Regions from separate parts of the Homo sapiens genome. Here region 1 is linked to region 2. A link is an interaction called in ENCODE POLR2A ChIA-PET data of the cell type or tissue named here. Cell type or tissue: A673. All regions are shown on one strand. Links, peaks and the distances in the headings refer to the core of each region. The heading gives the core; the rest is flanking DNA.

Evidence for each region. ChIA-PET counts read pairs that join two places held together with the same protein. Peaks named below come from ENCODE experiments on the same cell type or tissue, not always from the same donor. Only the 100,000 strongest peaks of a DNase experiment are listed, where the experiment ranks them.
Region 1: POLR2A ChIA-PET joins it to region 2 with 7 read pairs; 1 of 35 experiments calls an interaction of 5 or more read pairs at or near these places.

What each region holds. Positions count from the first base shown.
Region 1 is chr6:109,347,781-109,352,170 of GRCh38, forward strand. It overlaps the pseudogene CCDC162P. Among named protein-coding and RNA genes, the nearest start is that of CD164, 32 kb to the right of the region's middle. In A673, for the core only: no CTCF peak of the experiment used is centred there; a DNase peak (open chromatin) is centred at 1,911.
Region 2 is chr6:108,712,142-108,716,531 of GRCh38, forward strand. No RefSeq gene overlaps it. Among named protein-coding and RNA genes, the nearest start is that of LINC00222, 37 kb to the right of the region's middle. In A673, for the core only: no CTCF peak of the experiment used is centred there; a DNase peak (open chromatin) is centred at 2,100.

The DNA.
Region 1 (4,390 bases), core at 170-4,169, 640 kb after region 2:
CCACTATAGTATATATTACTTTTCTACAAGTAAAAACAATTAGGAGATTATAAATTGAAAAAGCAAAACCACCTGTCATCTGTGCAGATGAGATACACTTTGGACCTGGGCACTGCCTGGCTGGGGAGTGTGGGCTAGCCGTGCACGGGGAGAGCCATATAAGTCAATACAAAGGTTGCTTCTGGAGATGGGCTTGTCAGAACAGGGCATTCCCGGCAGATGCTGAGCTGAGAGCAGAGATTTAGGAGATAGATAAGTCTTTCCTCTGTTTGAAACTGTCCAGGGGCTCTGACAGGTCCTCACTGTAGATGCAGTGGCTAGGCCTCCAAGGCCCTGTGTGCACTGGGCCCTCCCTCCCCTCTTCCTCTACTTATCTGATGAAATAAACATGAAAGATATAACCTTGTGAATAAGTTCCTAGCTATTATAAGGTATAAGGGATTCCACGGACTGTTCCTTTTTGGTTAAGTTCTTGGTCTTCCTGAAGTTCTTGATTCTCAGAAGGCTGAGTTCAGCCTAATCAGGACTTTAAGAGCCAGTTCTCTTTGCAGGGTAGCCTGGGACACCCATTCTCCCTAGGAACCCCCTGTGAACTGAGGAAATGAAAGTGAGCACAAAGAATCTCTGCTTCTCATTTTCCCCTCAGATGAGAAGCCGGCTTGCCCAGGAGCGCAGTGTGAAGCTGGATGCTCTCCAGCGTGCAGAGGAGCTGCAGGGTCAGCTTCACGATGCCCAGCGGTCAGCTGTCCCCATGGGCTCGTCAGGCGGTAAGGATAACCCCTGCTCTGGCTAGAAAACCCTCCCAGTCTCTGGGGTCTGAACTGAGGAGGGTCTCAGAGACTCAGGGGGGACCGAATCAGTAACTATCCAGTGGTTATTGAGTGGGTCCTCCACAATGTTTGTTGAATGACACATAAACGGATAAACCTTAATTCTGATTTACAGTCAAAACTTCCTACTTTAGTACCTTGGAGTACTGACATCCAACACTAAAAGGTTTCAGTCATAAAAAACTGGTCTTGGCTGGACACGGTGGCTCACGCCTGTAATCCCAGCACTTTGGGAGGCCGAGGTGGGCGGATCACGAGGTCAGGAGATTGGGACTATCCTGGCCAATATGGTGAAACCCCGTCTCTACTAAAGATACAAAAATTAGCTGGGTGTGGTGACACACACCTGTAATTCCAGCTACTCAGGAGGCTGAGGCAGGAGAATTGCTTGAACCTGGGAGTTGGAGGTTGCAGTGAGCTGAGATGGTGCCATTGCACTCCAGCCTGATGACAGAGCGAGACTCTGTCACACACACACACACACACACACACACACACACACACACACAAAAAAAAAAAAAAAAAAACTGGTCCCAGAACCAGTTCATTGGATTTTGAGACATCTTAATGCTTGGGGGTTTGGGGTGTCCTTGAAAATAATCAAAATAGCTCTCTGAGCAGTGCAGGCAGCATGGAGCTGAGACCAGACCCCAGGATGTCTCTAAACCAGCTTCCTCCTCTATAAGATGAGGACTAAATACATTCTAAGTTCTCTTCTAGATCTATTAGAAATATCACCAAATATCACTAACCATGATTGGCCTGTTGTTATGATTGGCCATGTCTCTTCTTTCCTGTTCTGTACATAGCCTGATAGTTGAGTATATGGGCTTTGGAGTGAAACAGCCAGAATTCAGGCTCTGGCTCTGTCACTGCTAGCCACATGACCTTAGACAGACCTTAATTAGCCTCTCCGTAAAATGGGAATACTCACCTCAAAGGCTTGCTCTGAGATTAAATGAAATAATTCCTGTCTTGACACCTTAGTATAGTGGCACTTAGTAATTGTGCAAGTGTTGGTTACTATACTTGCATACATGTGTTTAGCCCTTTATCTGTGTTTCCTTTTGGCTACCTTCCAGCGTGAATGAGCTGAGCAAACAGCCTTTCAGGAGCACAGAGTCACAGATGAAATTACTTTGGGTTTACTAAGAGCAGAGCTGGACTTGGCAGTAAAGCTCACAGGGCCCTCCTTCCTGCTTCTGGGTTGCTGCCTGGACCTGACATTGGGAGCTGGTGTCCCCTGCCCCAGCTACTGGTTATTGCTGCTGCCCCAGCCCCAACATAAAGGGCATCAAGAGCACACAAGGGCCCTACTTTGGCACCTGACCCTATGCAGTTCGGTACCTTACACTGTCTTCTCCATGTGCCAGGGGATTTTTTCCTTCTCTCCCTTTCACCTCTGCCTGCAGCTTAGCCAAGCATCTTTCTAATCCCTTCCTGGGATAATGCGTCCTAGTGAACTGCCATCCACATCCTCCAACACCTGCCTATTGTGAAGGAGAACCAGAATGAGGCACGAGGCAGGTGGGGGAGACCCTAATTCCCAGGATTGGGGTGGGAGCAGGAGTGGGAAGCAAACTTCTTTCCCAGGAAGTAGAGGTAGACGTTACTCCCGGGCCTCAGCCCTCTTCTGTTTCCCTGTGCAGGGAGAGGAGGGGTTTGAGGGCACAGTCAGCTATCACCATACTGTTAATGCTAAGCAGTAAAAGTCAGCCATATTCCCACTCCTCCTTCCTCCGCTGTTGCCCAACTGGAGTCTCAAAGTGACCCAGGGGTCTTCTGCAGCAGCAGCCATGGCAGCATTCCTGCCTCCCATGTTGGAAGCATAGGTGCACTCAAAGGGCGAGCTCTCTTTCCTTGCCATTAACGTGATTCCCCTAGGATTTTGCAACTCCTGAGAAATGAAGATTTTTTTCTAAATCAATTATTTTAGACATGCTTAAGAAAAAATGAAATCACTTGGCTCATAAAACTGTAAAATGTTGAGAGGAGGCCTGGCTAAAGGTAGCTTCATCAAGGTTTGACCTAGTTCATGAGGACTGCTTTCACTCTCTCCATCTCTGGCTCTGAGGAGGCTGGGAGCAGAAAGGAAGCAAGGCTCTTTGGAAGCAAGATGGCAGCCACCTCCGTAGCTTCCGTCTCTGTTCATGCTCAGCATGGCAGGAGCAGGGTATGGAGATGGGACAGTCAAAAAGAATTGGGCTCTGCCTGGACTGACTTGGGTCATGTTGCCAATTTTGAACAAATTAGTGGAGCCACAGACTAAGATGTCTGGTTGGCTTAGGCCCAGCTTACCTGCTTCTCCACTGGAGCTGAGGGTTGGGTCAGCTCGCTGTCTCCTCCTCTCTGCAGCAACTGTTTTAAATCTGCCTTGTCTCCTCAGATCTTCATACGCTCCCCCCAACACCTCATCCTTTCATCTCCCACTTCACAGAGAAATTAGAAACCCTCAGACAGGAATGCCATCTTCTCCCTGTCTCCCAGCCTACCTACATCTGTACTCTGCTGCTTCTCCTTCCCTCCTGTGAACATGGAAAGGATGTCCCTTTTCTTCCCCAGGGCAATCCCTATGTAAAGGGCCCATCTGCTGCTACCTTCTCAGGGGCCTTGAACTAGCTGCTTCTTTTCTACATACTTGGATTTCCCATCCATGCATCCCTCTAATCTTGCAACCAACAATTACTTATTGATCATGTATGTGCCAGGATCATAAAATCCACTGTAAAATAGCTCCCCCCGCCCCCACTGCCTTGACAACATATTCCTTCCCCTGCTGCTGGTCTTTCTCTTCCCAGTCAGACTTCTTAAAAGAGCTGCCTATACTCACTTTCGTGATTCACCTCACTTAATTTCTCTCAGGTTTTGCCATTCTCAACTTGTGGCTTCCAAATGTTCCTCACTACCTCATGGTCCAATATGATGCTTACGCTTTCTGGCCAATAGGAAGGAGGAAGGCAACAAAAAGGGCCCACCCCTCCCTTGAAGCTTGAAGAATGCTTCCTGGAAGTCACTTGTGACACTTCTGCGTACATTCCATTGGCCAGCACTTAGCCCCAAGACCACACAAAGGAGACTGTGAAATGTAGTTTTTATTCTAGGATGCCGTGAACAAAAAATGTGAGGTCTATTTCTAAGAAGAGAGGAGAGATTTGCAATTGGGGGCCAAGAATAGGTCTCTGCACCACCACCAGCAATCTGATTTTTCTTACCACCATTTCATTGCAGTTGCTCTTGCCAAGATCACCTTCACTTCTGTCTCCAAGTCCAAAGGACACTGAGTTCTCACTGATTTCATGTCTCAGCAGCATTTGAAACAGCTGACCACACCCTTCTCCTAATTATTCTCCTGGCACTGCTCCTTGTGGTTTTCCTCTTCCTCTGGCTGCTTTTTCTATCTCCTCCTTTTCTAGTTCCTCCTACTGTATCCAACCTCTAAACACTGAAGTTGTTCAGGGATCTTTCTGGCCCCTTCTTCTCTCACCTCACATTGTCTCCAAATAATTGCATATTTCCCACAGCTTTAATCATTGTTTGCTAAGTCTACATCTGCAGCTCAA
Region 2 (4,390 bases), core at 221-4,220:
TTTCTTGGAGAATAATAGGCCCCGCCACTGGGCCTCCAGAGAAAGTGAATTGAGGCTCAGTGGTTGGCAGTTATCTCCGCCAGGTCTCCAAGTCCCTGACTTTCTATCACAAGAGAGGAACTAGAACATAGTGCAGAGCAAGCTTACAAGAGTTCAAATCCCGTCTGTGCCACTGACTTAGCTATGTGGCCTCAGGTGAAGTACCTGATTTCTCAAGTGCCTCAGCCTCCTCATCTGTAAAATGGGGGAGGGAGGGGTAGTAATAGTACCCACACCATAGGCACAGAGCCATCCTATGAAAGCCCTTGGCATTTTGCCCCATGCTATGTTTGTGTTTAGGGAGTTCAGGGATTCTTGATAGGATTGAAGCATGTATGTGTGGGAGAATTCATGTCACATTTAAGAAATGGGAATCAGGCCGGGCATAGTGGCTCACACCTGTAATCCCAACACTTTGGGAGGCTGAGGCGGGCAGGTCAGGAGTTCAAGACCAGCCTGGCCAATGGTGAAACTCCATCTCTACTAAAAATACAAAAATTAGCTGGGTGTGGTGATGCACATCTGTAGTCCTAGCTACTTGGGAAGCTGAGGCAGGAGGATTGCTTGAGTTCAGGAGATGGGGGCTGCAGTGAGCCATGGTTGTACCACTGCACTCTAGCCTGGACAACAGGGCAAGACCCTGTCCCCCCCCCCCCAAAAAAAACTGGGCATCTGGGTGGCAATGTGTTCAGTGAAAACGTGGCTTCTTCTGGCCAGGAGAAGCTGACAGCCTGAACTGGCCTTTCTCTGGCCAGAGGGCATTTTGCTCAGCCATGGAAGGCTAACCTAAGAGCAGGTGGGATGACAGTAGGATGATGGGATGGCCAGTGCCTCCCTAACCACGCTCCCCTATGCATGCTGCATTTTCCTTCTCTGCACGCCCACAGCTGGATGGGAGGAGGTGCTCAAGTGTGTGGGAGGTGACCAGCCACATCTGCAGGAAGTTACAGGTGCCCTGGGCTGGGGCCCTGGGACACATTCCATTTCTGGGGCTGGTGCCTCCCATCCAGGCTCCAGACCAACTCCTTAGGGTGCATTTTAAAACTGGTTCTTCCAGCTATTAACCCTGCAGTTCCTGAGAGAACACACACCCAGGTGGAGCTAATTAGGGTGGGATGAGAGATTGGGACTCTAGGAATTCAGTGCCAGCCTCCCCTGCAGGTCACTCAGGAGTGGGGCCTTGATGGGCCTGCTGCAGACAGCTGAGAGCCCACATCTGTCTAATCAGGGCCCCACTCTCTTCAGGCTGCTTCAGGAATAAGTCCCCAGTCTAGGGGTGCTGGGGAATCCTGCACCGTGATTGCTGTGTAATCACAACACCTAAAGATGAAGGATTTGGACAAAGGAGCATTTATTGAGCACTTTGTCTGTGGTACTAGGCCCATTACATTCATTGTTTCCAGCCTCACAACCACCCTGTCATACAATTATGATTCCCATTTTTTTCAATGTGGAAACTGAGGCTCAGAGGTGGTAAGGTGCTTGTTTAAGCTCTCCTGCCTTTGAGCAATTGAACTGGTATCTAAAACCAGGTCTCTCAGACTCCAAATCCTACACGTAGCTGCTTCCCCTTTCAGGTTGATAAAATGATCAACCTGAGCTAGTCTATCTTGCACTGCTTCTCCTGCTTAGAGGTAATTGCGAGTGTTAGATGTTGATAAACAGCAATGTAGTAATGATGTGAACCAGTCAAAACCTTAATCCTCTCCACCTAAAATACGATCACATCACTTCCTTTTTCAAAAAAATCTTCATTGACTTCTCTACTCACCAGATCAAGTTCAAACTCTTTAGCGTACAAGACAAAACACTAAAGAGACTATGACCAAATGCCAAACTCATGTTTCCCTTTTCTCTTTCAAGAATGATGTCCAGTCTGGGAAGGGAAAAATAACCCTACTGAGTTGGAATTGGGGTCCAAGATTGGTGAGAAAGCGCCCAACAAACATGACAGAGTTTGAAGGGAGTCCAGGTCTCCTCACCCTGACCAGTGACTGCTCAGCCTCAGCTGCAGCATGTCGAGATTGCTCAACAGCTATTGTTAATCTTTCACAAACCATAACAAATGTGAGACAGTCCCCAAGGATGGAGTGGGCAAAAGTCCCAGTTTTTAAAAGGGAGAACACTTTAGATACTGCAAACTACAAACCAATAAGTGGGAAGGGGAGCCCCAATAAAATTGTAGTGCATGCTGTTAAACGGTTTGTGCCCCTTACAAATAGGAGCACAGATCTTCGAAGAGCTTCATGGGACTGCTGGAAACAAGTCATGTCAGTGTCACCTCATTTCTTCTTCTAATGGTGTGGCAGGGCGGGTAGATCAGGGAGACGTTGAGGATGTGGTACATCTGGATTTCAGCAAGACAGCTGATAAGGTCTCTTGTGACTTCCTTGTAGACAAAATTGGTTAATTGTGAGCTAGAGGTGCTTTTAAGTAGAACTCACAACCCATTGAAAGCATAAACCTGAGACATGCAGATAGAGAGTAACTCGGAGGAAGTCTCTAGTGGTAGGCAACAAGGCTCAGCTCTGAGCCCTGTGTTTTGGACATTTTTAATCAATAACTTAAAGGGCAGATGACACAGCTTGCCGGGGGTGGGGGTGGTGGGGGGGATTATTAACAGCTTGGATGCCAGAAATAGGATCCAGAAATTTAAGTGGAATAAATGGAAAGTTCTGGACTTTGGTTTAACAAACCCGTGACACAGCTGAAAGATTTTAGCTGACTAAATGCTCAATATGAGTTCATAGGAACCAAGCCACGTTAAGCAGCTCATGTTTCCCCTTTGCCTTCAGGATGCCAGATCCCTCCTTAGTGTCCAGCAGGGGGTCCTCCAGATGTGAGCTGGCTACCAATCCTGTGTCAGGCTGCAGACTTGCCATGTCCTTGAACACCTTTGCACCTCTGCACATGGTCTCATCTCTTTCTCCTGTAGCTCGCCAGCTGAGGTCCTATTCACACTTTCTTTCTTTCTGAGTCAGAATCCCTGTCCCCCAGGCTGCAGTGCAATGCCGTGATCATGGTTCACTGTGGCCTCAAACTTCCAGGCTCAAGTGATCCTCCCACCTCAGCCTCCAGAGTAGTCGAAACCAGAGGCTTGTGCGACCACACCCGGCTAATTTTTTTATTTTTTGAAGAGACAGGGTTTTGCCATGTTGCCCAGGCTGGTCTTGAATTCCTGGGCTCAAGCGGTCTGCCTGCCTCAGGATTCCTATTCACTCTTTACAATCCAGCTCTGCTGCACCCCTGAGCTTCTGGAGATGCCACAGAACACTTGTCTGTGCTCCTTTGTGGCACTCACCACGTTTTGTTAAAATGACCAATCGCCCTCCTTGACAGGGTTGTGTGCTGCTTGAGGGCAGGGGCTGTCTCATTCACGTGGAGGTTCAACACATGTCTGTGGAATGGGTTTCGCTGCCCCAAAGCTGATTCTATCTTTTGCTGTGTTTGCATTGGAACAATGGGCAGAAATGATTTCCTAATTCTGCTTGCATGGGGTAGGTCAGACAACTTGGATGTGGGTTTTAGTTCTGGGTCTTATACTTCAAATGATGCAGGGCAGAGTGATCCCACGCCAGGGCAAGCTGGGTGCTAAAGGATTTAGGCGCTCTATCACAAGAGGAACAGGAAAAAAGAAGGCTTAGGTGGGGATACGAGAGCTGTCTTCAAACATCTGGGAGAATGTCCTGTGTTCCCTCACCGTCTAAGGCTCAGGGACTTCTTCCAGAACAGGATGGAGCCCTGGACACACAACTACACACACAAACAATTGTCACAGAGTGGGAGGCAGGATAAAGTGGTGAGTAACAGCCTGGCCTGAGACACAGGCTCACGCATCTGACACTGGCTGAGCCGCGCACTAGCTGAGTGGCCTTGGGCATGTTTTGTAACCTCCTTGACTGTTCCCTTATCTGTGAAATTGAGATAAATGTACTACCCACTTCATAAAAAGATCAAATGTGATAATACTTGAAATATGTTTAGAACAAAGTTGGCCATATTCAATAAATGTTAGCTTAAAAAAAAATCAGAGAGTGTGTCATCCCTCAAAGCCTAAAGGAGTTCCCTTCAGAGGCTGCAGACACCAGATTCAGAACCTCGGGACTCAGCTTCTCAAAGGTGCTTTTCCAGATTCCCACACATCCCTGATCCCTGAGCATCTGTGGTTCTCAGCCGTCTGTCTTTCTTCTCTGCCTGAGCCTCATCCTCTCAGGGCCCAACTCAACTTTATAAAAATTTTATTTATTTTTAATTTTACAAGTAATAATTGTATATATTTATAGGGTACAATGTGATGTTTTGATATATGTATACATCGTAGAAAGATTAAATCAAGCTAATTAATATATCA